2 separate regions of the Homo sapiens genome follow, and region 2 is linked to region 1. Evidence: read pairs that join two places in POLR2A ChIA-PET (ENCODE). Cell type or tissue: PC-9. All regions are shown on one strand. Each heading gives the region's core, and the rest is flanking DNA. Links, peaks and the distances in the headings are about the cores only.

Evidence for each region. Peaks named below come from ENCODE experiments on the same cell type or tissue, not always from the same donor. Only the 100,000 strongest peaks of a DNase experiment are listed, where the experiment ranks them.
Region 2: POLR2A ChIA-PET joins it to region 1 with 12 read pairs; 3 of 35 experiments call an interaction of 5 or more read pairs at or near these places.

The regions. Positions count from the first base shown.
Region 1 is chr4:157,045,221-157,062,114 of GRCh38, forward strand. No RefSeq gene overlaps it. Among named protein-coding and RNA genes, the nearest start is that of GLRB, 22 kb to the right of the region's middle. In PC-9, for the core only: no CTCF peak of the experiment used is centred there; no DNase peak of the experiment used is centred there.
Region 2 is chr4:156,949,777-156,966,670 of GRCh38, forward strand. All of the region lies in intron 1 of PDGFC (platelet derived growth factor C), which reads right to left. Among named protein-coding and RNA genes, the nearest start is that of PDGFC, 14 kb to the right of the region's middle. In PC-9, for the core only: no CTCF peak of the experiment used is centred there; a DNase peak (open chromatin) is centred at 6,785; H3K27ac peaks cover 1,389 bases.

The DNA.
Region 1 (16,894 bases), core at 7,701-15,700:
AAGTGCTAGAACCTTATTTCAGTAATTCTTAGGAGGATAAATCTCCCTTGAGATCTGAAAATAGGTCCCTCTCTTTTTCTGAACATAATAGCGTCCTTGGTGTAGGAAAGGAGCTATACAAGCATCTTCGAGGTTTTAGATGGTATAGGCTCAGGACATTTAGTCAAACAATCTTTAGGAGGGTAGGAGGGTGAATTTGACAGGAGGGGTATATAGGGCTTTTTGAGTTTTTAGAGTTATAAAGTGAAGTTATACCTCTAGGCATCCAGGTACCACTCCAGAGCTACAAAGACAATTGCTGTGAAAATTTTGAAACAGTACTCTCAGAGACTGAGAGATGGCTGAATATAGCTGAGAGAGATGAGCACAGGTAGCTGGATTATGTGAATCCCAGAAGTTGAGATCCTTGTTTCATTTTAATTCTGAGACTAGAATGCTTTGGAGATTCATGGAGTCAATCACCTAGCTGACTGTGGAGGACCAGTTGTCAACAGGGACACCATGTGGTAGGGAGAAGCAATGGCAGTAGAGAATAGTGAGAAATCAAGCTGTCCCATTTGAGTAGGGAGAGGTGAAAGCGCAGAAAGAATCCAGCTTTCCTCCTAATATGGACATTTGAGACTCTAATAGAGGCGTGATTGAATGTACAACCCAAGTTAGAAGAGTAGCTTTTCAGAAGAACAGCTATATTAAGAAAATATTCTTTTACAATGAAAGAAATAACAAAAATGTGTTAAGTAAAGATAAGGGGGAACATTTAATTATTTACAAATGTCATTTGCTCCTGGAAGTTGTTCCTGATATGTCTAAATGAGATAAAATCATTCAATTTTTAACTTTCATGACACCATGAACTTTTGCTTGGAATTCACCAAAATTGAAATTTTGTATTTATTACTGTTTTGTTGACAAGTCTGCCCTCCTCTCCCCAGAATATACATTTCACAAGTGCAGGTACGTGCTTACCTCTCACCTCTGTATCTTCAACATAGGATCACCATGTATCATTGGTATAGTTTGGCTGTGTCCCCACCCAAATCTCATCAACAATTGTAATCCAAATTGTAATCCCCATGTGTTGAGGGAGGAAACTGGTGGGAGGTGATTGGATCATGGGGATGGTTTCCCCTGTGCTCTTCTCTCTTTCCTGCTGCCATGTTAAGATGTGCCTTGCTTCTCCATTCACCTTAAACAATGATTGTAAGTTTTCTGTGGCCTCTCCAGCCATAAAGAACTGTGAGTCAATTAAACTTTTGTGTATAATCACCCAGTCTCAGGTATTCTTCATAGCAGTGTGAGAACGGACTAATACCCTCATCGACCTCTATCACAATGATACATAACATTCATTCAATACAACACTTGGTAAAAAGCACACACTCAAATATTTAGGGATTAAATGTCATTCTTTAATAGTCTAACAATTGAACACATTATTTAAAAACCTTCTCACAATTATGAAAATCCTAGACTCAGATAGAATCATTGATGCATCTTTGCAAACATAAAAAGAATAAATGCAAATAAGAAATAACATAAATCAGACATCAATTCTTTCAGGAAGTTGAAAACAGTGAATAGTCTCTAGTTCTTTTTATGAGATTAGCACCCAAATCTTAACTCCAAAACCTAAAAAAGAAATTACAAGAAAGGTAAATTACTGACCAATCATGAGCATAGACGCAAATATCTTTAATAAAATCCTTAATAAAATATGAGCATTTAAAGTTTAGCGTTTGTCTACATATATAAAATATCAGATGGGATTTTTCCCGTATTCAAATTTAGTTTAGCATTGAAAAATCAATCAGTAAAATTGATCATACCAAAGAAAAAAGAAGAAAGGGGAGAAAAGTGCATGATTATTTTGATGTATTTAGAAAAATCATTTGACAAAATTCAACATTTATCTATGATAAAACTCCAAAAATACTAGGAATAGGGGAAACATATTAACCTACACATAATCTATAAGAATATCTATAAAAAACCTAGTGCAGAAATCTTATACAATGGGGAAATATTGAAAAATGATCTCTTGAAATTAGGAATTAGAAAAAGATGTTCACTATTAATATTGCATTCAATATTGTATTGCAAATCTAGCCAGTAAAATAAGGCAAGAAAAAAGACATAATTAGAAAAAAAGAAATAAAACCATCATTATTCACAGGCCTAATGATCATGTGCCTAGAAAATGTAAACAACTTGCAAATAATCAGAATTAATAAGTAAATTTAGCAAAGTTATTGGGTATATGTTCAATTCACAAACATTTCATTCCAGTAACAAAACAACAAAAAAGTGAAATGAAAAATTGATATCATTACATTAACATCAACAAACATCAAATATCAAGGAAAAAATATATCAAAATATGTTCAAAATCTTTATACTAGGAGTTAAAATTCTCATTAAGTTTAAAGAAGACTAAATAAATGCAGAGATGATTCATGATTATTGGAAGGTATGATATTGGGAGGCATAATATAAAGATGTCAATTTTCTCCAGACAATGTGTAGATTCAATGCAATCATAACCAAAATCCCAGCAGATTTTTTTAAAAATCAAAATTGATAAACTTATTAGAGAAGACCAATATTGGCAATACAATATTAAGGGAGGAAAACAATCCTAGACCCTATCAAATATCAAGACCAATTCTAAGGCTATAGTAATTAAAACAATTTGATATTTGTGCAAGAATAGACAAGTTGAACAATGGAACAACATAAAAAGGCCAGAACTGTCCCCCACATACAGTCATCTGATAGTGGTGGGTGCTTTGAGCTATGAGAAGCCCGTATCTCCCTTAATACATGAAGGACTTATTGTCTCAGATGCTGGAAATGCTACTGGAAGATGATTCTCAACTGTCAGCCCTCTATGGGAACTGTCTCAGCTGAAGAAAATTGGCTCACTCAAGATTACACTTACTTCCAGGGTTAGCCTGCATCCAACATAGGGATGTAAAGACCAAGTCCCTTCTCCTCAACTCAGGACGACTTCAGAAGGTCATCCCAGCTCCATATCTCTCCATGGAATCCACAGAAGCTTTTATTGGGACAGCATTTTCCTTCTCTGAAATTCTGTTTCTTTTATAACTCTTCTACAGTTGTGAAATCCTAAGAGCAATTCTTAACAAACGTCTGGCAATCTAATCTTCTTCTCAGAGGCTGATTCACATGGAAGCCAGATTGCAGCAGTTAGTGCCAAGGAGTGTTCAAACAAGCAGACGCTAAAATGTGATTTCAGAGCTGGATCATGTGCTGCCTGGCTGGAGGATGACAGTGGACTACTACAAAGCCAACCAAGTAGTAGTCCCAGTTGCAGCTGCTAGGCCAGATGTGCTTATTGGTGCTAAAGTAGCATAGCAGGTGTATGGTATATGGCCATTGAGTTGATGAATATGTTCTCCTCTGTTCTTTTATTTATTTGTTTATGTTTTTGAGACGGATTCTCGCTCTGTTGCCCAGGCTGGAGTGCAGTGGCGCGATCTCGGCTCACTGCAAGCTCCGCCTTCCGGGTTCACGCCATTCTCCTGCCTTAGCCTCCCGAGTAGCTGGGACTACAGGCACCCGCTAACACGCCCGGCTAATTTTTTGTATTTTTGGTAGAGATGGGATTTCACCGTGTTAGCTAGGATGGTCTCCATCTCCTGACCTCGTGATCTGCCCATCTCAGCCTCCCAAAGAGCTGGGATTACAGGCTCTATTCTTATCAGAAAAGAGGATCATAAACACTTTGCATTTATTTGGAATAGACAGGTATAGTTTTGTCCCAAGACTATGATAACTGTTTTGCACTGTTACAGTATAAAGTGATCTAGATCCTCTGGATATTCCACACATCATACAGACCCACTATATTGATGCCATTATCTTGATTGGACTGGATGAGCAAGAAGTGCCTAGGTGATTAGAGGCCTTGGTAAGATCCATGTGTTACAAATAGTGGTAAACTCACAGTGATTCAGGGATCCATCACATCAGTAAAACATTTAGGGGTCGAGCGATCCTTTACTCTCCACATTAAAAGATAAATTATTGCATTCTGTATTTCCTATTACAAAGAAGGAAGGACAATACTAGGTAGGCCCGTTTGTGCTAAGAAAGCACCATGTGCCACATCTAGGAATACTGCTCTGACTTTTATACCAGGTAACACAAGAGTCTTCCACCTTTGAATAGGACCCAAGCAGAAAAGGGCTCTGTAGCAACCCTATAGTCTCTAAAAATCTCTGTAATGATGTTTAATGTACCAGTAGTGAAATACGCTATGATGAGTTTATGGAAAATCCCAATGAGAAAAATTGTAACATAGACCCTTAGGGCTCTGTAGCAAGGCCATGTCACCTTCGGTAAATAAGTACATGCCTTTTCAAAAGTAGCCTTTGGTGTATTACTGTGGTCTCGTAAAAATCGAGTGACCACGGGGCCAGAACTGCCCTTCATAAGCTGAGTTCTATCAGTTCTGCCATGTAAGGATGTCAAATGACCTTAGAAACAATCCACTGTGAGATGGGAGTGGTGCATCTGGGGAGTAAGCATGAGCAGGAATGAAAGGCACAAGCTAGTTGCCCAACGATGCAGCTCAGATCCCCATGCCATCTACCACTGCTGCACAGTGTGTCTCTCTCAGCTCATACTTATGGCCAAATGGGAGGAGAAAAAGGCAAGCTTGATTCCAGTGTGGGACAGCCTGGTATGTGGGAAAATTTTTCAGTGGAAAGAGTTTTTGGCAAGTACCTGGTAATTAACTTTGTGTAAAAAGATAAATGGCTCTAAATTAGAAATATATGGATTCATGGTCAGTGGCAAATGGCTTGTCTCCCTGCTGGGAGCTGGGAGTGGTAAGATTGAAAGATTTGAGATACGGAATTCTTGAGCAGGAGCATTTGGATGGACATGTGAGAGTGGTTACAACATGTGAAAATCTCTGTATTACATGTTAATGATCACCAAAGAACATCTAGAAAGAAAGAGTCACTTATCAAGCTAGACAAAGTCACTCAGCCAGTTGATGTCGGCCAGCTGCTGTACCCACCAATCCAATGCTGACATATGGATATATGATGGAATAGTCATGGTACAAGAGATAGGGAAAATGCATGAGCCCCAGAGCATGGGCTGCCACTTACCAAGGCCAAACCATCTACTCTTACTACCAAATTTTTAGTCTGCCAGAGCAGAAACCAGCTGTATTAGTTCCTTCTCACACTGCTCTGAAGAAATACCTGAGACTGGGTAATTTATAGAGAAAAGAGGTTTAATTGGCTCATAATTCCACAGGCTGTGCAGGATGCATGGCAGCATTTCCTTTGGGGAGGCCTCAGGGAGCTTTTACTCATGGCAGAAGGCAAAGCAGGAGCAGGCATCTTACATGGCAGGAGCAGGACTAAGAGATAGAGCGGGGAGGTGCCACACAATTTCCAAGCAACAGGAGTCTCATGATAACTCACTCACTCACTGTCACAAGAACAGTACCGAGGGGATAGTGCTAAACCATTCATGAAAACCTGCCCCCATGATCTAATTACCTCCCACCAGGCATCACCTCCAAAGCTGGGGATTACAATTCAATATGAGATTTGGGCGGGACACACATTCAACCATATCACTAACACTCATCCCCCTATGTTATCTTTCACTGAAGACATCTACAAGTCACTGGGTGGAAAGTTAACTACACAGGGCCCATTTCACACTACACAGGTTAGTGATTAATCTCGACAAAAAAAGACACATTTCCCAGATGGGAGCGGTGGCTCATGCCTGTAATCCTGGCACTTTGGGAGACCGAAGCGGGCGGATCATGAGGTCAGGAAATCGAGACCATCCTGGCTAACACGGTGAAACCCAGTCTCTACTAAAAATACAAAAAATTAGCCGGGCATTGTGGCACGGGCCTGTAGTCCCAGCTACTCAGGAGGCTGAAGCAGGAGAATCGCTTGAACCTGGGAGGCAGAGGTTGCAGTAAGCCAAGATCGCACCATTGCACTCCAGCCTGGGAGACAGAGTGAGACTCCATCTCAAAAAAAAAAAAAAAAAAAAAAAAAAAAGAAAAAGACACGTTTCTCTTAGCCCCTAAGTTGACACATAAAATTAACAATCATATCCCTCAATTTCCAAGTTTACTTAAGATGTCACTTTATATACTCTTAGCCTCTGATTTTTATCTGTAACACATATTAATGTATTAATGTAATGTAATACATAGGTGTTATATAAATGTGTATGTATGTATTTGTACATATACATAAATAAAATATTCATTATATATATTATGAATAGTCTAAAACTATAAATCCTTAGGGTTCTGGTTGCCAGTGTTATTATCACTCATAACAAATCTTAATTTAGCATTTTTGGTATATAACCTGGGCACAGTAGTAAACTTCCTTGGGCCTCATTATGCCTACCTGTAAAATGGGAATGAAAATATCTAATAGTCCATTGGAAATTTATGTGCCAAGAATTATAGTTTTCTAGCATAAGATATTTTTTGGAATATTGGCTAGTTTTTTGAAAATATTACATTGGGCTAGGTACTTATTTTCTCTGTGCCTCAGTTTTTTCATCTATAAAAATAAAATAACAATGGCACACCTGTAAGGGTTTAGTGAGGATTGAATGTGTTCTTGTATAGAAAATGCCTATACAATGGCTGCAATATCCCTTCAATAAACTTTTGGTATTATTATTCTGTAGATACTCTAGTCAAGTAACCAGTGTGCAGCAGCTATTTCATATACCTCCTCTATTCTGAAAAGCCCCACTTTCCTTCTCCCGGCCTCCTACCTTACCAGATAATCATGCCTCCTATCTAAAGGATAAGGTAGCATTTTCATCTCTCCATTCAACCTGCCATTTATAGCCATGCTGTCCTCCTTTTTGTTACACCGTGTTCTTTGACAAAAGCTTCTCCCTCCCTATGTGCTCTGGTGGGTGTGTTTCTGGAATCTGACAGTCTGCCCTCTGGTCACCAAAGATGCCCTTACTCTTCTCATCCACAGAACATACTAATCTTCTGTATTGGAGTTTAATCAGAGGAGCAGAGCCACAGGGAACATTTTAAACCATAGGATTTATTATAGGCAATTCGCTTTCTATATTAAGCAGCTGCTAGACAGCGATTACTTCAGCACCTGAGGCTGGGCCTAAGGTCAGCCAAACAAATACTAGAGGAAGACAGAAGAAAACGAAATGGGAATGAACAACACCAAACTGGACCCGCCAAGGACAAGATGAACCCTGCATTGTTTTCTCAACGCCTTGAAGACGCCAGCTATGACACTGAGTGTGACCTCTGGCAGAAGCTGGAGTCCTTTGTCATGGAGCCACACACACACCTGCCCCAGAACCAGAGAAGCTGAAGGAGGAGATCTGTCGGGAACGGAAGAAGCTGCTGGCTGGCTGCCGCCTCAAACCAAGGAGGGGAGCTGGCAGATCGCTGCATTGTGAGCTGCAGCAGTGCTGGACCTCTAGAGTGGACCCGAGCATGCAAAGAATCGGGCTGCTGCTTCCTGTTCCCTTCGGAATCTCATACAAAATGCTTCTTGTGGCACAAGCTAACCTGAAACTTTGCAGGGAAGGGAATTCTCAGAATTTTGTGGTTTGCTAGACTGGCACGGTACAAGTTTACCACATCTCCTCCCCAAGGGAGACAAGAAAATTTCATCAAGTTCAAAGTGCAGGGATGTCTAGGTCATGTGCTGTTTCTCCATGAAGTCCAGATGTGGCTCCTTGTGATCTAGTTATCCATGAACTTAAAAAACAAGTTATCTGCTCTTCCCTATCCCCCCCCCACCTCACACAAAAACCTACAATATATTGGAGTAGAATACCATAATAAACACTCCCATTTGGAAAAAGAAAAATTAGAAAACACATGACAGGCCCCAGTGTGTGGTGTTCCCCTTCCTGTGTCCAAGTGTTCTCATTGTTCAGTTCCCACCTATGAGTGAGAACATGCGGTGTTTAGTTAGAACTTAAAGTATAATTTAAAAAAAAAAAACTAAAAAAAAAAACAAAATAAAAAACTAAAAAAAAAAAGAGAGAGAGAAAAAAAGAAAAATTAGAAAACACATAGTAAATGCCAGTTTTCAGCAATGCTGAAATTCTAGCGGGCTGCATTTCCAGATCTTTCTTTCCAGAACTTTCTTGATGAGTCGCTGATTCTGCTTGCTGGGACATACTTTCTTGTCCAAGTACTTTGTGGTTCCTGGCTGGGCTTTTTTGAAAGTTATTCCTTGTCCGTTCCTCTCCACGGCTGCTTCTAAATTGAGAATTGAGGAGTGCGCTCTCCCTGGTGGTGGAATCACCTTCACAACACACTTTACTTTTTCTGCCTCTGCAAATTCGCGGGCCCAAGGGTTGTTCGTTGTAGTTGTTGTTTAACAGTTAGATTCTAATCCACATGGATTTTATTTTGGTGCTGGTGCGAAAAATGATTTAACACTTTTTTTTTCCAAATGTAGAGTTGATTATTTCAAGCTTATTTATTGATGAGTTCATCTTTTCCATGCTAATTTGAAATGCCACCTTTATCATAAATTAAATTCCCATACATACATGAAATCATTTCCGGACCCTTCTCCTGTTTCATTGATCTTTTGTATCTATACTGCAGTGGCTTCAGCTAGGGGAATAGAGTATTCGCTGCCCCAGGAGAATTCGCAATGTCTGGATCCATTTTTGGTTGTTAAAACTGAGGCATGGGATCTCACTGTCATTCAGTTGGTGGAGGTAGGGAATATTGCTAACATCCAAAATACACAGGACAGCCTTCCACAACAAGGAATTAGTAACTTGCCCCAAATTTCCACTGTGCTGAGGTTGAGAAATCCTTGTATAATGGTTTCAAAAACATGATTTTAGGTATTATTTTTATGCATATTCTTATGGTATTCTCTTCCAGGTGTTCTAATAATAAATTTGAGTTCCACAGAGAAATCTTGTTTGGATGTGTTTGAGGATGTCATTGACTTTATAGATCAATTTGGAAAGTGTGAACATTCTTATCATATTGATAATTCCATGGCTTTACAGATTAATTTGGAAAGTGTTAACATCTTCATAATATTGATCATTTCCATTTAGGATTATGATATGACTGTTTACTTACTTTGTTCTTTCTTTACATGCTTCAATAGAGTTTTACAGTTTTACTGATGTAGATTTTGCTTATTTATATTAGGTTTTATTCCTAAGTTTTTATTTTTCTTGTTCCTCTTATACACAGAATTTTTTAAAGTTACATTTTCTCATTTTATCTGCACTGAAAACTTCTGCCTTTTGAAATATGCTACCTATTTTTAAATATCTATGGTAAATACAACATTCTCATATGTTACATTCACTATAAGTATTATCTGTTACTGAAGGTTTAAAAAAAAAAAACTGTTGGTATCTTGTGGTGTTCTCCCAACTGGACCATTCTTCTTTTCAGGAGTTCTAAACAAATTAATAAAGAAAACAAAGGAATGGAAGTGGAGGTCAAGATATCTATTTTTACTGGAAATATCTAAGCTACAGGATGTAGCTTGGTATGAGAGCCAAATGGGCTTGCTAACTGAATTCCAGAATTGGGCAAACAACCCACCCAGTCACAAGCACTGATGGACTGCCTGCAGTTTACTCTCAACAACTATGACTTCTGCCTGCTTCACTATTTATATCACATGTGAGTTTCTTTCATGGGTAGTCGCTAACCGACAACCACCCTGGTAAATGGATTCTGGAAAACATTATTTCAGGATTCTCTTCTGAAATGCAGAGGAGATCTTAGCAAAGAGTGGCAAGGATCTGAGTTGACATTAGATACAGGCGAGTAACCTAGTACCCTCAGGCCAGTTCCATCCTGCCACCTGTATTTTTGGATTACAGTCTTACCCATGAATTGCCCCTGGCTGGTTTCATGCTGCAATGTGGGAGTTGAGTATTTGCCACAGAGACAGCACGGCTGGCAAAGTCTCAAATATTCATTATCTAGCCATTTACAGAAAAAAGTTTCTCAACCTTTGCAATAGAAAATCTAGTAATACATTCTATGACTATTGGTATTTTGTGTTTTTTTAAGTCTTCTTGAGTCAATTTTGATCATTTACATATCTCCTTGAATGTCATCCTATTGCTTTTAAACTTTATCTTTACACTTTGTTTCTTTTCTTTTTACTAATAATGTTTCTAATATTTTTTGTTTTGATTAGGCTTGACCAGAAGTTATTTTACTTGATTTGTATAATTCATTATTTATTTTAATTTATTTTTGCTTTTGATTTTGTTTCCTTTTATATTTAAAGGAAATAACCTTTCAAAAATCATATCTTGGATTGAATCCTTAAACCATTTATTTAAAATTTTATTGTGTTATAATAAATGCATTTATAGTTATAAATTTTCTTTTCAATACTGCTTTGGATTAAGTCCATTACTTTTGAAATATAAATATTCATGATTACTTTCTAAAGTTTATGTTTCTAGTTTTAATAAGCTCTTTGACTCAAGTTCATTTGGAAGTATGTTTTAATTTTGTAAGTAAAGGAGTTTATGTGTTTGTATTATGTTCCAGTTATTTATAGTCAACTTCTAGTTTATTGAATTTTGGCTTAAAAATCAGGGCTATATGGTTTCCTTTGCATGGAATTAGTTGAATTATTCGTTGTGGCCTTATAAATAGCCACTGTCACCTATGGTAGGGGCAAATAATTGGGGGTTTTGATAAGATTATCTATGGATTATTTTATGTTTTGGTAAATTTATTTTCTTTTTAACCAATTATAAAATCTCAATTATTATATGTCATGTTACTTGTGTCATTAAAGTTCTGTATCTTTCACTTTTTATTGTCTGCTTGATTTGAAAGAAGCATGGTAAAATCTTTCACTACTTCCGTTGAGTTGTGTACTTCTTTTTTTCCTTATAGAAATTTTTATTATGCCTTAGTTATAGTGTATGATGCATAAACATTTGTGATTGTTTTAATTATTTTGTGTAATCTATTTGTCCAATCTACTAATGAGCTTATCAAAGACATTCTCCATTTTTATTACAATATTGTCACATTTCCACATTTTCTTTTTATTGTTACTGAGAATTGCCATCTTTCACTTATGTTACCCATTTGATGTTGCGTGTTGCTACTTTTCCCGTTAGATTTCCACATTTTCTTTTTATTGTTGCTGAGAATTGCCATCTTTCACTTTTATGTTACCCATTTGATGTTGCGTGTTGCTACTTTTCCCGTTAGAGCCCTTACTACAGTAATCATAGTTATTTTAAATTCCCTGTTTGATGATTGTGACATGTGTATTGTATCTGAGACTGTTATTTTTTCTTGCTTTTGGCTGTACCTTGTAATTTTTTTGTTGAATGCTGGACATGTTTTATTGGTTATAGGAACAGAGGTAAGTAGGCCTTTGGAATAAAGTTTCATGTTAATCTGGTTAGGAGCTGGGCTTTATTTACATTTGGTGTAGCTATAGGTGCCAAAAGCTTGGCTTGAGTGTTTTTATTTTTGACTTCCTTCTTGACTTTGGGCTTATAGTAGTCCCTTGTAATGCACAGTTTTATTTTCTGCAGTTTCATCTACCCGCCATCAACTATAGTCCAACAATAGGTGAATATAGTAGAATAAGATATTTTGAGAGAGCAAGAGGCCACGTTTACATAACTTTTATGACATTATATTGTTAGAATTATTGTTTCATTATAATAGTCATTAACCTTTTACTTTGCTTAATTTTTAAGTTAAATTTTCTCATACACATGTACATATAGGGAAAAACATAGTATGGATAGGGTTCAGTATCATGAACGATTTCAAGCATCCACTGGGGGTCTGGGAAAAGATCCCCTGTAGATAAGGGGGAACTACTATACCCTTCCTTACAGTCTGTTTCTCAGCTGAAATTCACTATGATACAAGACTTCTTTGGGTGCAGTGGTAAGGTAGGTATAGAAAAACATTCCATAATCTTCTAATTAAATCTTGGTCTTTTACTGGGGCCTGTGTCTCTGGCCTGTGAGCTTCACAGGGGTTTCTTCTTGTATAACTTCCCTTCCTAGCTGAGACAGAAAAGCTAGAGGAGGCTGGAGTAAGAGGAATGTTCTTCCTCTGCAGCTCTGGAATAAGGTCTTTTCCCTGGAGAGTAGGTCTTTGTTATGGAGAAACCCATATTCCACAGTGATTACTTTTCCCCTCCCCTTGCCAGAGCAAGGACGATATTTCTCCAGTCTTCATTGTGAGAACCTGGTAGAGATCAGGGAAGAAAAGCTCATGAAGTATGGAGCCCCTGGGAATATCTCCCTCTCATGTTAGTCTGCACTCAGTCTCTAGCAATTTGTCAAAATTACCATTTAAGTGTCCTTAGCAGTTTATATTTTTAATAGCTCTACTCTAGGTAAGCAGATCTCAGCTCAGACTGAATTTTCCTCTCTCCAGATTCCAGGGTAGAGGTCTGCATGGCAAACTTAGTTCTCCGATAGGGCTAAAAAAAGTCATTGATTTTCATTTTATCCAACTTTTTCTTGTTGAAGGACAGGAGTGACAACTTCCAAGCACTTTATACCTTGGAGCTAAAACTGGAAGTCCTGAATCCAGTCTTTATCACGATAAATATACATTTGGCGGGGTGGGGGGGCTCATTTAATGGTTTTAGTATTATATCTCACTTATCTGATTTTTAAATTATCATTTGTTTAGAACATGTGTAGTCATCTTATTATGTTTAGCCATCTGTCTATGTAATTTTGTTTTTGTTTCACTCCTTGTAAAAAGCACATAGCTGAATTTTGTTTCTTTTTTAAATGCAATCTGGTATTTTAATAGGATAATTCAACCCATTACTGCCACACTGTCGTTGCATCTTCCACCTGTCTCTTTTCTTTGTCATTTCAGGATTCTGACGTTTGATTTTCCAAATTGATCATTTGTTTTTAGCAATCTACTTTTTTACTTCCTCTGTTAACCTTTTTGTAATATACAAAAATCATGTTGTTGTTTTTAAGTTTTAAAACCTCTTCTTTGTTCTTTGATAATTTCCTTTAAATGTGTTCTTGGATCATCTAAGAGTTTATTTTTTTTTTCCTTACTCCTATCTGGGTAATGTTTTACCCAGGTGGTAAAAGGTTAAAAATGAATTCTGTCACCTGCTGGCTAGGAGACAATGGTCTGGCCTGCTATAATCCACAGATCAAGTGGTTGTGCTTGGAAGCCTCCAGATTTTTGAGATCCTCATGGAATAGAGCAGTAAGTTGCATTCTTCTCCTGGCTTCCCATTCTCCTGCCACAGTTCTTTACTTAGGGAGACATATGAACTAAGAGTATTCTGTTTTTCCCTGTGCTATGATTACAAAGCAGGTAGAAACAGTTCTTCCATGAAAGCCATGGCATGGGATGTCATCGCCCTAATTTTCTCATGCAGATTCTCTTTTCAGACTGCCTGGTCTTTTGTGATTGGAAAACACATCACATGAAAGCTACTCCTTGTGGAGCCTCCTTGTAAAAGGGGACATTTAAATGACTGTGGGATTCTCCTAAACAATCTGCTAAACTGTATCCCTCGGCCCCAGATTCCCCTCTATTTTCTTAACCCAGCTCCGGCTCCTCAAAACACATACAGAGTAATTAACAAAGAGAAAATTTTTAAAAAGAAGGATTCGTTAGTAACATAGAAAGTCATCTTTATCACTTTGGGAGGCTGAGGTGGGCGGATCACTAGGTCAAGAGATGGAGACCATCCTGGCCAACATGGTAAAACCCCGTCTCTACTAAAAATACAAAAATTAGCTGGGTGTGGTGGCATGTGCCTGTAGTCCTACCTACTCAGCAGGCTGAGGCAGGAGAATCGCTTGAACCAGGGAGGTGGAGGCTGCAGTGAGCCGAGGTCACGCCACTGCACTCCAGCCTGGTGACAGAGCAAGATTCTGTCAAAAAAAAAAAAAAAGTCATTTTTATAGACTCTCATGCTGGTTATTATTTTTTCCATCTTCTCAAATAACAAAAGTGTTTAAAAGTAACTTCTTTATATTGAAGTCTGTTTAAATACAGTAATGTATGCCTAAAAAAGTTGGAAGTATTTTTATATTTTGGCTTTTATAAGTAAACACGATCCTCACATTTGAATTAGCTGAAGTACAGAAATATATCTTTATCTATGTATTAGAAAAGCTTTTCAGGCCAGGCACAATGGCTTCATGCCTGTAATCCTAGCACTTTGGGAGGTTGAGGTGAGCGAATCACTTGCAGTCAGGAGTTTGGGGCCACCCTGGCCAACATGGTGAAACCCCGTCTCTACTAAAAGAAATACAAAAATTAGCTGGGTGTGGTGGCGGGCACCTGTAATTCCAGCTACTCAGGAGGCTGAGGCAGGAGAATCGCTTGAACCTGGGAGGTAGAGGCTGTAGTGAGCCGAGATCACACCACTGTACTCCAGCCTCCATGACAAGGAAGGAGACTATGTCAAAAAAAAAAAAAAAAAAAGAGCTCTTCAATTACCATTTTGTATCTGGCCAAGCTAAAGCCCTCAAGCCAATACTGTCCTATTTATGTACAAGATAACATTGTCCTGATAAACTGTGGAAATGAAGAGACCTATTTCTTGAAATGTATTTTCATCTACTTGTCAATATGGATATAATGAAATATATTACTTCAAAAACAATGGAAATGTTATTAAATTTAGTGAGTTTTATTCACATGTTAACATTCCAGTTTCTTTGGACCTTCTTAAATTTTGGCCTACTTCCTCTTTCTTGCTGACTTTTCACATCCTCTTCCAGATCCATTACCAATTGGAGCTACACATTTGTTCAAAGCAGATTTAAATGTTCATAATAAAATCAGTGAAACTGCACTAAGTGTCATTTATAGTAAAATTTAAAACTTATTCTTTCACTAGCCTAATAAAGCCACTATTACATTTAGCCGTCCCATCAGTAACACTGTACCTGAACTGGCATCTGGCTGAGACATCCTGTCTTGGTTTTCAAATGGAAACAATTAACTCAATCAGTTGCACATATTTTCCCTAGGACTTATACTAACCAAAATGGAACGGTGATAAATGAACAATTACTTCTGGAAATTCCTACTTTTCTTTTGATAACATGCAAAAGCAAAAATTTAAAACTATATTAACTTTCTAAAGGAGCATAGACACAACTCTCTTTCTATTTATTTGTTTTCCTATATAGAGACCATTATATTCCATACTAGAAAAAAGATTAATACATTGTCCTTATAACATCTAAACATATGATTCATCTGAAACTTCCCAAAATCCATGAACAGAGATTTATATTCAATAGATAGGAATTCTGTCTTTATTGTGTTAAAGATTTTTTCTAAAACTTGCTAGATGAAATCTTCTTTGATTCATTAATCTAGTTAAAAAGATTCCCCAGGGATGCTCTAATTTCAAGCCTGGCATATAAATGTCTGTCTTCCTCCTCTTTAAATATTTCCTATATAAGCCTGTCTGTTGCATGCAAGTAAACTCCTATTTTGCATATATCTGCCTCCCATCTGACATCAAGCTTCTGGTGGTCCAGGGACCCCAGGTTGTAGTCATAGCAGTAGAGGTGGAAGTTCCTTGGATAACACTGATTTGTGTTACAGCAGCCATTCTTGCCAGTGCCATTGTTTATTAATTTATTTAGATATAAAATTATTTAACAAATTCACTGAAATAGAGCCAGTTATCAATTGAGGATATTGATCGACTGGCATGCAAGTTTTTTACAGAATTTATTAATGGAGAGATTTAAAGTTTTTAAAAATTTCATAAAAAAATCCTTAAATGAGTTGTACAACTATTTTAATAAAAATACCAAAAGGGAATTAATATAGCACAAAACTGAAATAACAATGGTGTGTGATTTTAGAGTCAGAATGTTACTTTAAAAAGATTTACTCAGAGTAAATTCATTACATTGCTTAATCTATTTTAATGAAATTCTTTAATATTTGGAAACAATTCAAAATCAACATGTTCTTTTGCTAATCATACTGCTTAAATATAAATCTGGTCGTGTTTTATCTCCTACTTAAAATTCTTCAATGGCTCTCCTAATCTTCAGAACAAGGTAAAAAGAAACTCTTTAGCATGGTGTTCAATGTTCTTCATTATCTGATCATTTTTACCTCCCTGGCTTTATCTTTTCCCACTTTCCTGCAATGTTCCAGCAATACTGATGTTCTGACTAATGCCCACTTGGCTCATGCCTAATTCAAGTGTCCATACACATTGTGATCTAACTGTGTGGAATCAAAATCTTTGCACCAAAAGGACTTTAATCCAGCGAACTCCTAATTATTTTGCAAGGATCATCCAAGTCATCTCTTTTGAGAAACCTTTGATTCCCCCGAGAGGGCTTCCTGCTTCCAGACTTCTCGATGCTTGCCTATAGAACAACTCTTACCACACTGTTTATGAGCATCAGTCTGTTTCTCCCACTTTAGACCATTTTACAGAAGGTTCTTACTAGTTTCCATATTATAGCTTTCTACCTAATATTTAATCCATAGTAAATAGCCAAAAAATGTTTTTATTAAAAGAAATATAAAATTAGGCCAGACGCGGTGGCTCACACCTGTAATCCCAGCACTTTGGGAGGCTGAGTCAGGCAGATAGCCTGAGGTCAGGAGTTCAAGACCACTCTGGCCAACATGATGAAACCCTGTCTCTACTGAAAATACAAAAATCAGCCAGGCGTGGTGGCTAGCACCTGGGATCTCAGCTACTTGGTAGGCTGAGGCAGGAGAATTGCTTGAACCCAGGAGGTGGAGGTTGCAGTGAGCCAAGATTGTGCCAATGCACTCCAGTCTGGTTGACAGAGTGAGATTCTGTCTCAAAAAAAGAAAAGAAGAAAAATAAAAAAGAAATATAAA
Region 2 (16,894 bases), core at 3,491-11,490, 100 kb before region 1:
ACAAATGAGAAAACAGAACTGTTTCCCCTTCCCCTACGTCCCCTTGAGGACATACCTGAGATGATATAGGGTCAGTCCTGGCAGAAGCTGTTAAGAATTGGGTCACATATATTTGTAACTTACAGCTTTACCTTCAGGAAAACAAGCAGTAAGCATAACAGGAAATAAAAATAGCTTCACTCAAAGGTACATAAGCAACAGCATGTCCAACAACCACCAGCACTACCTATGACATTTTTCCTAGGCTATATATGCTATCAGAAACAGTCATATGTTTTAATCAATGATTATGAAGGGGTCTCGAGTATGACACCCTAAAATATGCCTTTCTGGCATAAGGATTATTTTGAGCTGAAGACAAGTAAGAATAAACAGATTTGGGAAAAGTTCTCCGTTCTCCAGTTATCTGCCGAAAAGTAGTACATAAATTTTCCTTTTTGAAGATGACATAAATGCCCCCTTTCCCTCCATTCCAGGATGAGGAAAGTGACCCTTAGCACAGACAAACAGCTGGCGCTGGAATGAGACTGTATATGCAGACTTAACTAAAATAACCTTACTAAAATAACATTATCTGTTATGATTAGATAATAATATTAGTTTCCCCATGTTTTTTGGTCACTTTCCCAAACTTCATTGGCGCTAGAAGCTCAAATCCCCTTTCCATTGTCTAGTCACTCCTCCACAATTTATCACCATTCATTAAAACGGTATAGAAAATCCCAAGTCTAACTGCTTTTTAAGATTTTCACATCCTTACTTTGAAGCCCTTATGCACACAAAATTTAAAATATTAATAAAATTAATATGCCTTTTCTCCTGTTACTCTGTCTTTTGTCAGTTTAATTTGTAGTTTAACTTCTAAACCTAAGAGGTAGAAGAAAAGTTCTTTTTTTTTCCTCTCCACTATAGTTCAATAAGCAATTTGAAAGCAGTGTTAAATCAGAAAAAAAATCTATTTATACCCACAAATACACAGAACTTCCAAATGTTTATAATTGTTGAATTGCTAAATGACTACAAATTTATGAAATAAATAAGAAAAAAATTCTAGAAATTGGCAAAAAGAGCAAAAGTAAAATGACAATTGATATAACAGACAAAATCAGCAGTTCACATTTTTCTTCATGTAAAAATTCACTTATTGAATCTTTCAATTTCAGAGTAACTACCAAGCCCTGATCTAGGCGCTATGGATATGACAGTTTATAACCTAAACAAGGAGAAAGGAAAATATATACTTCTCTTTCACCTCACTGTATTTTTATCTCCAGAGGTAGATGCTTCTTACACCCTTCTCTTCATTCACTAAACAAATAATGTTAAGAGTACCTACTGCCTGCCAGGCAAGGTTCTAGATCCTGAAGATAAAGCAGTAGGAGAAAATAAATAAACCTCCAATAACAACAACTAAAATTTCAGGCTTCATGTATCTTACATTCCAGTGACTTAATAAAACAACGCTCGTGATCACAACAGTGTTTAAATTTATTCAATCAGATTTCATTGTGAGGCTTCATTCTCTCTATAATCAATGCAGGCAAATAGTTTAAAGAAAATTCATAATATACATGTTCCTGTATTTATATATAATTGCTTGTAAATATGCCAGGATCAATTTTTTTAATTTTTGAAACCATTATTGACCATATAAGTTGTGATTGTGGAGTTTTAATATTTTTGTTTCTTACTGAATGGTCTGTTGGCAAAGGCAGGTCTCCCCTTTGAGACTGACGCATGGGGCAGAAATTAACCAGGATTTCTGAGTGGTTTCATTTTCAAGGTCACAATATAAATTTATCAAACACAATTCAAATGGTGTATGACAATGAAAAGAGGGCATCCTCTGTCTCTCTTCCAGAGCCAGTCTTAATTTTGTGATACTATTCTGGACAGAGAAAGGTCCTTCTTAATTTAGCTAAAATCTGAGCCTGAATATCCACTCTACCTTATAGAAAAAAAAAAAAAAACAAAAAACCCTCGTTTTCTTTGAAAGACTTCATTGCACAAGGGATCAAGTTAAGTCTTTCCTAAACTCACAGATACAATCAGCCTCCAATATGCTCCACATACACAAACTCTGAGCCATTTCAAGCATAAATTTTAGAAGTAAAGAAAGTTCCAGTGAATGCCTAAATAGATAGGAAAAAAGAGTATTCTTCTTCCAAGAACACTTTTCTGATTCAAACTTTCTTCCCCAAAATTAGGGCAGTGACAACCATTAGTCATATTAGCTTATTTGGGATATAAACTGTTTTAATATGTACACTAAAACAAAACAAAATGTGTCCTCTTTATAGCATAAGACACAATATATTTAGGCAAAGGAATGCATCTGCTGGATTTTAAAATACTAGTGTTTCAAATAATCAAAACTGTATTTCTAGACCTTTTGCTACATACCTGATTCTACCAATATCCTCTTTGTGCTTAAAGAAGTCATGAAACAGTCAGAAACAAAGAATTTCAAGTCACAAACTAATGATGGAATTAACCTAAATTATAGATTAGCTATTACACACTGGCATTCAATGATACTGCCAAGTTTCTTCAAAATGTAATACTTATTTGTTGTTATTAAACCGCTGGGGTAAATGGCAACATTTATCACTACGTAGAAAATCAAACAGAAATCATTAAGAACATTTTAATGAAAGTGTGGAGTTTTTTTGTTACTCACTGAAATTATTGGCAGCACTGAAACAAAATCTATTAATGTTTTAAGATATGAACTATGCTTTAACCTGGTATCTACTGCAGTACAAAGAGCTAAGTCACACACAAAACGTGAAAATCAATTTTGGCAACTAGACTAAAATGTAAATACCACAGGCCAATTCTCCCCAATGCCTAAGATATTTCCTGATAAATGAGATTCCTAGCACTAAACATTTAACAAATTGATCTACTAATGGACTGCAAAAGCCAGTAACCTTCCTCAACCTTCTAGTAACACCAAGTAAATTTCCTTGGTATTGTTTACTAATCTGTACAGGATTTAAACACCCTAAGTAATCTGTTTTTATTTTTCCAGCACCAAAATTAGACATAAACAGATCAGTGAAAAATTTGTGATCATTTTCAAATTTGGGGCATAAAAAACACTGAATAACTAGTCTGAAAGAATATGATACAGAAAAGTTTGTTTTCTCTTTCATCTAGGTTTAAGACAATTATTTACAAATAAAACATAATGAATTTTGTCTTTTTATGAAAACACCAAGGGAAATCTTAATAAAATGTTTGGAGTACCAACAAAAAGCCTAAGCACAATGTTTAAATAACTGAACTCAAGAAATAAAATGACTTCTTAAATATCTTGGATTCTATCCCTTAAGTAAAAGGATTTACATAGTCAAGCTTCATTTGCTTACTTGGGAGTTACTCTTCCAAAATGTCTTTTATCCTGTAAACGAGAAAGCCTCCCTTCTTGCACAAAACATTCCTCATTTTCCAGTCACCAATTGTTTTGAAAAACTTTCCCTTGACAGAGATATAGGACCACCTCTCAAAGAGCCAAATCAAACAGCCAACTTACTAAAGACACCTAGCAATCTGGTTACTGTCCAAGTTGTTTTCTAGACTAAAGTCAACTAATGGTAAAGGGATCAGAAGGAGTCTGAGATTCTAAAAAGGTTCATTAAGAACGTATTCACATTCAGCAAATGTGATATGCTATTTGGTTTTTCTATTATCTTTCTCATTTATATTGCTGTACAAGTGCATGACGATGTTACTATAATTTAAGTTACTAGATATCTTTGTCTTGAAAAAGTAGAGAAAAAAAGATGTACTCTCAATAGTGGTTCTGAAACTTCATTGTTCTTAAAATTTTACCGGACGATAAATACTTTAGAATGATAATACTTTCAAAGTTTCTATAAAAAGACATAAAACATGACTTCTTACCAACAGTATGTGTGTCTGTTTTTGACCAAAGTGGTGAAACCCAGGTTCTCTAAGAGCATAAGACGTAAGATACGAACATTGAGCTTTACCCATCTAAGAAGCAGTCTATGTTCACTATCAATAATCAATACCCCCAACTCACCCCAGCTCAGAAACTAAGAATACCAGGACACAATGGCCTGGATACATTACATATGAAAGCACAAAACCATTCTCTATCCTCACTAAATGCCATTCCTTCTCATTCTGGCTGACTTCAAATATGAATATAAATTAAGACAATTCACTCTGCCTCATATAGAGAAACAAAATGAACATGAAAATAAATAGTCTGGTCTCTAGGGGTACTGAACATTTCTATTGCCTTAAATTTACTGGGAAACATAGGCATAACCTTGTGCAGTCTGGGCACCATACTTACGTAAATAGCAGAGGGTTATGGTTTCAATTTGGTTGTGACACCATAAATATTGGCATACCGAACATGTGCTTACTGTCATGAATTTTGAACTCTCTCTCCAGGGTCTGCTTCTGTTTTGTCCACATGCCAGAACTAAGGACTATTTAGTTCTGCCCATAATCTCATAGGATCAGAGCTGAGAAAATCAACTTTATTTCCAAGGGAAAAAAAACTATATTCTTTGAGTGACTTTTTAAAAGACTGACTTTTTCAAGATTTTTGCCTTCTCTGGGATAAATCACAGTTGTCAATCTCAAAACCTCAAAGCAAAAGAGAAAAACAAACTAAAAATAAGAAAGCACATGAGTTATATCTTATGTTAACTAGAAAGAGCAAAAGGGGAAATAATTCAAAACAAAAAATACGTCAAAGTTACTGAAAATGAACTTGCGATGGTCATGCTCTTCTCTATAATAAATTGATTGCAATAAAACTTTATCCTAAAGTTCCCTGTTTAAAAATAAGTTTCCTGGAAATGATACATTTTTTTTTCTTATTGAGGAAATAACATTCTAAGCAGTCATCATTATAATTTTGCCAATCATGTTCTTTGTGCATTCATTTTACTCAGTCTAAGCAAAAAGATTGAGGCTCTCCAGTTAGCCCCTTGTAGTTCCTTAAAATGAAGCCAGACGTTAGGCGCATCCCCCAGCTGTGAAATAAGGCATATGACTCGTTTAGAACCCATCAATGATGATTTATGACACCAGATGCCAAGACTGCAGCAGAACAAGCTGTGTTGGGTCTAAGTGGGCTGTTTTCACTTCACTTAAAAGATCTGCCATCCAGTGGGGCATTAGGCTAGAGATTATTCAACATTTTATTCTCTGACACTTGAAAATTATGGGAGATTAAAACACATATATAATTAGAATCCAAGGTAGAAAGTGGTCAATTCTGCACTATTCTGAGAGTTTAGAGAAGAGAGACATATTAGACTGAAGGCAAGAGGGAAGGCTTTATGGGGCGGAGAGGGGACCAGTCAGACAGGGCCTTAAATCCACGTTGGCTTTGAACACGCAGCATGAAGGAGAGATGATGGTTCCCTTCCATTCCACACCCCAGGCACTAACTCACTTGGCTATTTTTCCACTGTCTGGCATCTGAACGGCTGCAAATGCCTTCAAAATGCTGTCCCAGCCTCTAGCTTCTCTGTCCTTTACAATCATCCTGAAGTACCTTTATTTTGGAAAGAAAACAATTATATATTTGAAACTTGTTTAGAGAGTAGGTCTTAAATGTTTTCACCACGAAAAAAAAAGATAACTACGTGAGGTGATGGATAAATTAATTAGCTGGATTGTGGTAATCCTTTTGCAATGTATACATATATCAAAACATTCCATTTTATTTGGTAAACATTCAGTTTTTAATTGTCAGCTATACTCAAAGCTGGGAAAAACCCTATTTGCTGATAAAATAATAATACGAAAAATGTAAAATGCATTTAAAAAACAAAAATCAAACCTGATTAATTTATGAATATTTAATGATCTGTTATAGGTGTAAGAATACAAGCATAAACAAAAAGACACACCCTTATTATTAGGAATTGGCGCAGAAGGCTATAATCATTACCCATCAGCCAAGGTCCTTCAGTGGTGCCCAAGCATCTCATGAGTTTGCATCTAAACATGCTCTTAGTATGTCTGACACAGCCCTCAAAATTAATGAATAATTTTTCAATCTTACTTCTCACCAAAAGTAGTTCATTTTTGAATAGGCTTTGTACTCTCTCACAAGTCCGCACCATCTGCTTAGAACTCTCTCTTCCTTTTCCGGTGAATTATTTGTCCTTCAAGACCCTACTCAGTGATAACCCCATGAGAAGCCCTTCCTGACCCAAAAGTAGAACATCCCTGAGTCCTTGGGCATTCTAAGCATATGTCTAGTGTAATACAAACAACACTGATTATGAACATCAAGCACACAAAGGACATTTTGTTTACCTGTTTTCAGGATGTGACACAGTAATCACCACAACACGCACTTTTGTGTATTGGATTAAATTAATTTATTGTTTGAAAGAGTTGGCAGAGCAATACATGGAGTTAGGAAAGTACAGATCTCTGGGGTGAGCAGAGGTCAGTTTTGTGTAATTTTTGTATTAGAAGACTGGGGTGACAGCACAGTAGCCATGGAGAACAACAATGTAGACTTTCCTTACTCAAAGTTTGGTCCTCAGTCCGATGGCATTAGCATCACCTGTGAGGTGGTTAAAATGCAAACTTTTAGGTCCCACTCAAGACCTACTAAAATAGAATCTGAATTTTAATAAGGTGATTTGTATGTATATTACAGTTTATGAAGCACCAATCCAAGCTTGACTAGAGTAGACACAACCAGAACTCTATTATAAGAAGATTATCTGACATTAACCTCCTGCAAATGATCGATTGTGGGTGACACGGCATTGGAAAAGCCTGAGTCATAGAAGGAAGAATAAGAACACTTTGCCACAGTTTAGGTCATAGGTAACCAGCACCTGGTTTGGGATGACAGTGAGAATGAGGAAATTTAAAAATGTAAAGATAATTATTTTACCTAAAAATAGCAATGTTAATATGTACTTATTAGCTTGACAATAATTCCATGCTTACTTAACATACTATATTATATATTTTGAAATATTGTGAAGGAATAATATTTAAGCAGGACAAAATCTATTAGTTTTAAGTTGCTTTCTCAGACTTGGAGTGCTAAGAGCAGCCCAGATTATGAGACATAGTAAGTCCTCTAAATATACACGTTAATTGGATGTTCCAATGGAACTGAGGTTTCCACAAGATAGGTACCAGGACATCAAAGTGGCAATAAGACAGATTTTCAAGAAAAATGGCGAGAAGCTGTTCTGTGAATGCTGAATCCCTCGCTTGGTCAAAAATTATCTCAAGGATCACTTCCTCCAAAACTTAGTACCTACTTCCCTACCAAATAAGCTCAGTTCTTATTGTGATTATTTGGTATGCGGCTTAATGCTCTACAGTTATTTCACCTGTGTTCCAATATCAACGGTAGGAGAACTTTCTAAAAATAGAAGGCTTATCTCTTGCTACACATTTAATCTTTTCCTCTCCTCTGGCTCTCCCCCAAACCTCCAAAACAAGCAAAGAAACAAAACATGTTTCCTTCCATCCTGGAACCACTATCTCCTTCTCTCTTAAAAACGTGATGTCTCACTTCCTCACTTTACTCCATGTCCATTCTTCTACACCACTTATTACACTGAAGATTTTTTCTTTGTGTCAACCTGGAAAAATCATAGGCTACTCATTGGTCTTCATTTTTTTCAGTCTCTGCTGTATTTTATCATCTGGGCCAATTTCTGTGATTTTTCTCTCTCTCCTTCCTTGGCATCCTTCACTCCCCACCTTGTGATAGCACTGACTTTTTTTCCTTCATGGCTTCCTCTTCAGGGGATTTCTTCCTGTGAGATTTCCTTTTCCTTCTGACTTTATTCTTCACTGTTCAGCAACCTTCATTCTGTTTCTGTCTTGTATGTGCCATCAGGAATCAGATTTAATTCATAATTTGGCTGCCTGCATAGCTGGGATGGGCGGGTGGATAAAGGAGCTCACAATAAAGCATGAAGAATCACTCTTCTATTTACTCAAGCCCAAGTCATACATCAATGTTCCTCCCTTTGTGCCTCCCATTTCCAATGACCTTCCCACTGAACCTGCTTCTGAGGTCTGCCTCAAAACAAACTGCATTTTAGACTGCATGAATTTCCCACACTTCCTTACTGCGCATATCTACTCACCAGGTTTCCAGCTGCCAAAATCCTATCCCACCTTTGATTCTGCACGTGCAAATGATGCTCATCTTTCCTGGCCCCTTTGTTCAAAAAATATATATCTCCCCTAACAACTTTTCTCAGCCTTTTCTAATGGCTCAACTAAATAATCTTGCCTTTCTCTGAATTCCCACCAAACATGATACTATCGCTTTTTATTCTCTAATATACCTAACTGCATGTCTTCTCTCTCCCTTTGGCTATAAACTACTTGAAGGCAGAGACTAAGCCTAATTTCTCTTTGCATTTTCCACAATGCCTCAGCTTCAGACAGGTACCTAAGGCATAGAAGTGTGAGTTGTTTTCAAGATCACAGAAAATCCAGTTTAAATGCAGGTCTTAGGTTTATTCACAGACTTAAGGCCATCAAGTTACTCATTTAAAAAAAAAAAAAGGAACTAGCAAGTCACACATTACACAGAAACTATAATATCCACCATTGTCTGTTGTTTTTTAAGACTGTGAAGCTGAAGCAGTTATTTCTGCTGCCAAACTTCCAGCAGTAACACTTAAAAGTTGCCAGTGTGGTATGATGCCATCAGTTTTCAAAACTTAGAAAGGCTCATTGATTTTTACTAAGGATTTCTTACACAATCACTTCCTTTAAGGCCAAATGAGCCAACCATGTTTGACAGAAGTTACAGAATGAATAAATGTTATGGTATCAACATAAAAATTATTTCGTTTCCTGTGCTTACTTCAATTTCCAAGTTTATTTCTAGCTCCCATTGCCACTAGTCATCACCATTAATGCGCAGCACAACATATTTTTATACATCCACCCACCCAACTCCCCTTTACTGAACCATTTTGGCACAATCATCATACCCAATTTCAGAGAAGGTAAATTAATATCCTAATGCAATAAAGTGGCTCTGCTAAAAGCAAGATAACTTGGATAGGACTTATTGCCCACTTCTCAAGTAAGACAAATGAATCTCACACTAGGGTGGTTATAATAGCAGTTTTATTACAAGACTGGCAGAGTGACAGTAACTATAAATCCTAACTGTTGTTAGATTTTTTACTTTACATAGTTGTAGTTATGAGTCTACTCTTGTAAGCCAGAACAATTATTTTACAATTAGTTTAGACATGTCTGAGCCCAGAAGGAAAATTTCTATTTCAATCATCTTATTTTCCTTGAAAAGAACCTAATGATACCAGAAATCAGATCAATTCAATCTTCATACCTGAGTTTCTAGCCATTTTTCAAAGTTGAAAAGCTTTATAAATGCAATTGCCCAGAATTTTAGGTATGCTTTCCAAGTGCAATACAAAATAGCAATAATGGATTTCCACGCACTAAACGAAAACAAACAAATAAACAAAAAATAAGCTTGCAACCTCATTCTCAAGGTAGAACATGGTCACCATCCTATAAAACATAATACACACCCCTAAATTTGGACTGCAAATCTATCACTTAAACATCTAGTAAATGACCCAATTTGTTTACATGGCCCTGTAGCTTTTTATGGCCTTTCCATAAAGAAGTTATTACATCCATTCCCTTTATTTTGTTTAAGAGTGTTTGAATGAGCCCCAGAACCACAGGCTAGTTAAACAAGCCTTCCTTAGATGGACGTGGTCTCATATAATTCACCACTACCGGGGAAATTTTCAGAACAATGTTTGTAGTTTTGAAACACCACACATTCCTACATACCAAAAGTATTTCCAGTGCTTTATGCAGTTTTAAATGTTCGGCAGATACATTAAATAAGTCCTATTTTTCCATTTTTCCAAGTAAACTTGTGGCATTTACACTTCTTCCAGAAGATTTGCACCTCTGAGTTTTTGCTACGGTAGGTTGGCCACTTAGAAATGACTGCAAACAAAGATTGCAAGGGAAATGTAAAATCCAGACACCCTAATTGATTTCCTAGGATGTAAATGTTAGTTCTAAAAGGAAACCATTTTAAAGCTGTTAGTTTAATGGGGTGCCCAACCGATGCCTATTCAAAGTTATCAGTACAGATTAAAGATAAATTTTTCACCGTGAAGCAAAAACTTCTTTAAAATAAGAATAGAGATGACTTAATCACTAATTTTTTCTTCGTTATCATGGCTTAAAACCTCAAGACTGCTAATATTCTCAAGAAAACACAGATTAAAAACCACTTTTTAAAGGGTTAGTATTTATCAATTAGGTATCTCGACTCAGCATCTCTCAGTAGCCTAGCCAGATTGTGACCTGGGAAATTGCCTGCTATTTTCAGATTGCTGCTTTTGAAATAGACAGTTTTGACCATAGTGACTAACACAATGCAAAGATACAGTTGAAGCCATTTGATATATATATAACTGTTATATATATATATATATATATAAAACTATAAATTTGGAATATCTCTACAACTATGCATTTTGTTACTGACTTTACTTTTATTTCTAAACAAAAGTACATTATTTCTGGAGCTCTACATGAAAATGTATTGCCTCTACAATACAAGAGACTAGACCTCATGGCATACTAGTGTTCTTATAACTTTAGATGCAGACATATATACACACACACGTGTGTGTGTGTATATCTATATATGTGTGTGTTCTTTTTCATTTATAGCTCCAGAAATAGTGAACTTTTGTTTAGAAATAAAAGTAAAGTCAATAATAAAATGCATAGTTGTAGAGATGTCACTGCCTATTGAAAACAAAGAATCCCCTGATGCCTTTTATTATCTACAAAATTAACGCATTTCCAGCAGAGATCTGTCTCTAGGACACCCCATCTCAGGCTATGGATGTACAGATCTATATTTTTCATACCAGCATTATCCAACTTTTTCCCTTGTTTTTAGTGTATTCACAAAACCACCAACTACTATAAGAAATTCATCTAAATTTTATCCATCCTTTTAATGGGTAATCCAAAGGCAAATCACACTCTAGTAAGAGAGAGTCTTTAGCATGCTTCCATAGAGCAATCTGAAAACACTAATCATTACTGTGTTTTTCCTATGTTCTTTACAATTTGCACCCTGCCTGACATAAGATCTCAGGTTTAAAGTACAGTAAATTAGAAACGAACACTGCAGGTTTCCCCCTTTTCCCAGACCCAGCAAGAAATTTCCAGTAGGAGAAATGAATACTTCTGTCTTCTAATTTGTTCACATCTTATATTTTAAGCAAATGTTTCTTCTTAGCACACTGATTTTAAATATCATCTGCTACCAAAGCAAAATAAATTATAAAGCTTTAATGACTCTCAATTTGCATTTCTAATCACCCTAGACTATGAATATATATGGCATTATGGGAAACAAGCTGTGATTTATTCCCCAGCAGAAAAAAAGATAAATAATTATGACTACTTAAAAGACAGATGTCCTTATAAATACGCAGCAAAATAACTGCCAGAAACAACAGGAGATAAGTACCACGTAAATTCAACTTCTGTTGTTAATGGTTTCTGATCTCTGTAGTGACTCAAAGGGCAGGTGCAACGGCCAACTGGGCATATTTAAGCACAGAAGTATATTTCTATCATGCAAACATTGAAATGCTTAAAATAGTATCCACTCATGAACAAGGATTTCCTAGAATGCAAATAGCAGAGCTTCAAAAAATGGCATGGCATCAAGATAGTACATCCACCAAAAGAATTCAGTCATTTCAAATCCTTAAATACCACAAAATCTTTCCAGCATTTATATACACGGGACCCGAATGAATGTCAGTGGAAAAATGATGCAGATACTCAATGAAGTGTAACCTCATAGCAATTAATTTTCCACAAACTTGAGATCTTAAAAGTGTTATAACTGTTTTCTTTGCCTGTGATGTAACAGCTTCATTACTTTAATTCAGTGTCCTGGAAGCTGCCTCCCTTTTATCCCAATTGCGGATCCTTCACCCAGCCTCATTCTGCACGCCATCCGTTTTGTGAATGAAGTGTGAAAATAGCTCTTTGTTTACATAAAGAAGGCAATATAGAGTAGTGTGGACACAGGCTCAGCTCAGGAGAGTGGAACTGAGGCTGCGCAGCCTGCCCTTCTAACCTGTTCACAACTTCCAAACATGCCTGATGACTGAAAAACATTCCAGCAACAAGTAGTTATCTGCACACACCAAAGCAGAAATCTGTCACTGCCTGCCTGCTGAGAAAGGAACTGAATAGAAAGGGTTTTGATGGAATCTTAGACATGAAGACTTTTCTTTTTGTTCTGTTTGTTAACTGTCAACCCTGCAGGAAGTACACACAGCATCAGGGCCTTTGAATGCATAGGTCTAGGACATCTTTCCACTTTTTCTAGCCTCTCCTCACTCTCAACATTCTCGATGCTTCTTGTCTCTCGCCCATGATATATGCCTCTTCATGCCTCTATTCTTTTCTTCAGGCTGTTCCCTCAGCCTAGGATCCTTCCCTCTTTTTCTCCCTCTCAGACCCGCTTCAAAACACATCACCTCCTCTGTGGGAACTTTTCTCCTTCAACTTCCCTTCCAGACAAAACCAACCACTTAGTAAATCAATAGAGGATTTTTGAAGTGAAATAAAGCACTGTGTTCCCATAGCACTTTGAGCACAAAACTAATAGACCATGAAGTAAAAGGAAGGATCTGCCATCCTCTGACCGAGTTTCTCAAAGGCAGGTCTGCATCTTCTTCTCTGCATATGCGGCACCTAGGGCAAAGCTTAGCAAAGAGCAGATGCTCATACATATTTGCTGAATGAAAACAATGTTCTAATAAAACATTAGACCATTTAACTTATGAAGGAAGAGGCACGTGGCTCTGAGTCCTGGCTTGGAGTCAGACCAAGGTCCAAACATCTACCAGCTGTGGGACCTTAGCTAAGCTACTTAGCCAGTGAAGCCCTGGTGTTTTTCCTAATACCTCACGGAGAGTTTATACACTGCATACTATCTGCAAACATTGAGGACACATGTGGCACCTAAGAGTCACTCCTGGAGAGTCATTATTAAGCAATGCAAAACTAGAAGCTTACTCAGAGCCCTTTAGACCCATCCAACTACCCTCTAAAATGCATCTAAATCCTGCTGCTCCCAGGTCCTTCCTGGCAGATCATGCTGGTTTATCAGCACATAGTGTATATAGTAGAAATGTAAATCCACATCCTTGCACTTACCATTAAAATGCCTTGTTCTGTTTGAGAATGTTGATTTCCTTTAAGGAATCAGACCTCTACTTTGCCTCTGCCCCACAAACCCCAGCAACAACCCAATACATACCTCAGTGGACTAAGAAACAACCCAACTACTAGTCTAAAGAAAAAAAGCCGGCTGGGCACAGTGGCTCACCTCTGTAATCCCAGCACATTGGGAGGCCGAGGTGGAAGGATCACTTGAGCCTAGGAGTTCAAGACCAGCCTGGGCAACATAGTAAGACCCCCATCTCTAAAAATAAATACAAATATTAGCAGGGAGTGGTGGCACACACCTGTAATCCCAGCTACTTGGAAGGCTGAAAAGGGAACATCACCTGAGCCTGGGGAAGTTAAGGCTGCAGTGAGCTGTGATCATACCACTGCACTCCAGCCTGGGTGACAGTGAAACCATGTCTCAAAAATAAAACAAAACAAAACAAATACAAAAGGGAAAAAGCTAAGTACAAAAAAAAAATCACAGTCTGAAAATAAAAGAGGAATTAAGTGGAATAGCAAGAGAGCAAATTTAGTGAAGCCAGCCTGGCAAAGATAGTCTGGTGTGGAAACAGGGCAAATAACCGTCCAGGGAGGAGCCTACTCAGTCACTAGGGGATGATAAAAAGTGGCTTGAAGGTGGCACATGAATTCTAACGAGAAATCTGATGACAAATAAAATTAACAAAACTAAATTTAAAATGCATTCCCATGAGGTAAAAGGCAAAATTAGCGAATGCTACCAAAAGTATCACTTATAACAACTTGGCTTTAATTATAAACGTAGTTATTATAGTTCCCCTTTATAATTTTTAGCTCCCTTTGTTTTCAGATTTGGGAACTTTGCAAACCAAAGTTTAAAAAGGTAAATTAATAATATTTTAGGCAAGCCATTCAAGTTTATAGCTATGAATTTATTTTCTGACGGTCTTGACCAAAAAAAAAAAAAAAAACTTGAACTTCTGAATAGAATATCCCATAGAATATAGTGTAAATAAAAGTTAAGGTCACTCACTGAATATATTTCAAAAATAATAGGTTATACTTTCTAGCGTTCACTAAACATGCTTATTTATTCATTTTTATGGTACTTTTATCATTGAGATGTACTGTTAAATGAAATGTTAAAATTATTACCAGAAAGTTTCCTTGTGGAACCAAGCATGCCAATGTCAGCCATATTATTCATCACCATCACTGAATAAGCCAAAATATTAAAATAAACATCCTTCATCTATATACTTGCTTAAAGTACAGTTCTAACATAATGGTAACCATTATAAAGGTAGTATTTCCAGTTATTTGCCAATTTGTCAGATGCCTACAGAAACAGAAGTTATCACTATATATATATATAGTGATATATATATAACAGTATATATATAGTGATACTATATATACTGTATATATAGTACATATATATACAGTATATATATAGTGATATATATATACCATTCCATTTGACTAATGTGATTATTATGAGATTGTTTCCCTTACTGTTCCCGTAAATATTTCCGAAGCAACAGATTCTTACCTCATCTCCCAATCTGAAAACCATGCAATCCACTAACATAATAAAGAAATGCTTTTATAAAAAGTATGTGAATTTTGAAACCAGGATTCCATTTTCCTAATTGGTTCTCACATAAGGAAAAATGTATCACCACATTAGCAGTTTAATAGTGGCTGTCTAGTGGCCTTGACAAAGTCAAGTCAACTTCTGCTCTCTAGGCCTCAATCTGCACATCAGTGAGGATAAGTTCCTGGGGTCTTTCCAACTCTAACATTCCTCATACCACACATGTTGCTGAGTTCTAGCCTGTGCAAGTTATCCTTGAGCCACAGGTAAAATATAGAAAGTACACAGATTTTGGAGGCTTGTCATCTATGCAACATTTTCAAGAGTCCTTGGTCTGCATCACATGACAGTCCCCATCTTCAGAAAATGTAAGGCTATGCACAGCAATGACACTTAAAAGAGTAACCAGTTCTAGGAAACCTATCCATTTGCCTGGTACCTGCTCACTTGGTAACATAATCTTTATCAAGAGTAAAACGTGGTACTCTGATTGGCACAACCATCACTACCAATACATGAACAAGCTATCTTCCTATTTAAGAAGTCAAGTAGTGTGCAAGCTCCAAGACCAAAAAGATATCTTAAAAGATGGCCTGTTGTTAGAGTTAACAGCATAGTCTTTCTTTAATAAGATACTAACTACCTCCAGAACCTTTCAACAGATACTCATCGGGCACACTCTGCCATACCTGTCTCAGGTGCTGGAGTTCCTACAGGAAGCGATTCAAACAAGGTCCACGCTCTCAACAACTTAGATTTTATGGTGGGGGTGAGGGATGTTGGTAGATAATAAATTAATTAATTAATAAACAAGAATATCAAGGAGTATTAAGTACTACATAATTAATTAATTAACCTTGACAAGACAGTGAGGGGTGGTTAATTTAGACTTAGTGGTCAGAAAAAAGACCTCTCTGAGGAAGTGAATCATTTAATCTAGATGAAGGGAAGGTGTTATCCATGCAAGAGCAGCTGGTTAGTGTTAGCCAGAGAGGCAGGGGCAAATGACTGGAAGTTGCAATTGTATGCTGAGTGTGCCATGTCCACCATCTCATCACTCCCCCAGCCATAACCCTTGAGGAGCTAAAGCCAAAAGAGCTGCAGGAAGGGAGCTTGAAAGAAGCCATACCCCTTCTTACTCCAGGTCCTTCAAGTCATGGGTCAGGCCTGAGCTGCCAAGCAGAGAGGAAAAAAGATAGAAATTTTAACCCCAATATGAACTAAAATTGTCCACAGCTAAAAGTGTCAAAATGCTTAACAATCAGTACGGCAGGAACACTGATCGATCAGGACAGAGGCCAGCAGGGTTGCAGAAGTATCTCAGAGGCCTTAAGCAGTACCAGGCATTGGAATTTCTGCTTCATCACGTGTTGGTCCATTTGTCTTAGAGGAGTTGCACTAGTCTCTTCCCAACTCATTGGAAATATTTCAACATTTCAACATTTTGGTAATCAGTATGGAACTAACACTGGTGCATACTAAATGATTATCAAATATTAGATGTCTCCTTAGGAGATTTAAAAAATGGGAGATTTGAAAAATAAAATCATAGTTGGAGGCAGTGGTGGTGAAAAATAATACAACATACAGATTGTTTACAACTGATCTTACCCAAAAGATCAAGAAGCAACAGAGATTGCTTAATAAATGAGTTATATAGAGATTACATAGAGTTACACAGAGTTATATATTCTGATTACGTATAATGCTTCCAAATTAGAAACATGAAAATCAGAGTAAGTAAATGAAGGGACTTTATGACTTCTACCATTTTGGTTGATACAAACAGAAACCTACGGGGAAAATATCATCAGTCTTGGAAACTTTTTTTTTTTACTATGAAATTTATGAATGTCTTAATTTGTTATTACTTATTCAACATATCACTTTATCATTAGAATTTTGTTTCCACAAAGGGTGCAAAAGTTTATAGATAAAACTTAGAACCTTATCAGTCTAAAGCTTGAAAAAAACATGAAGTGGAAGCTAATATACAGAAGATATTTAAGAAATAAGTTTCAGGAAGGGTGAAATACAAGTAGACAA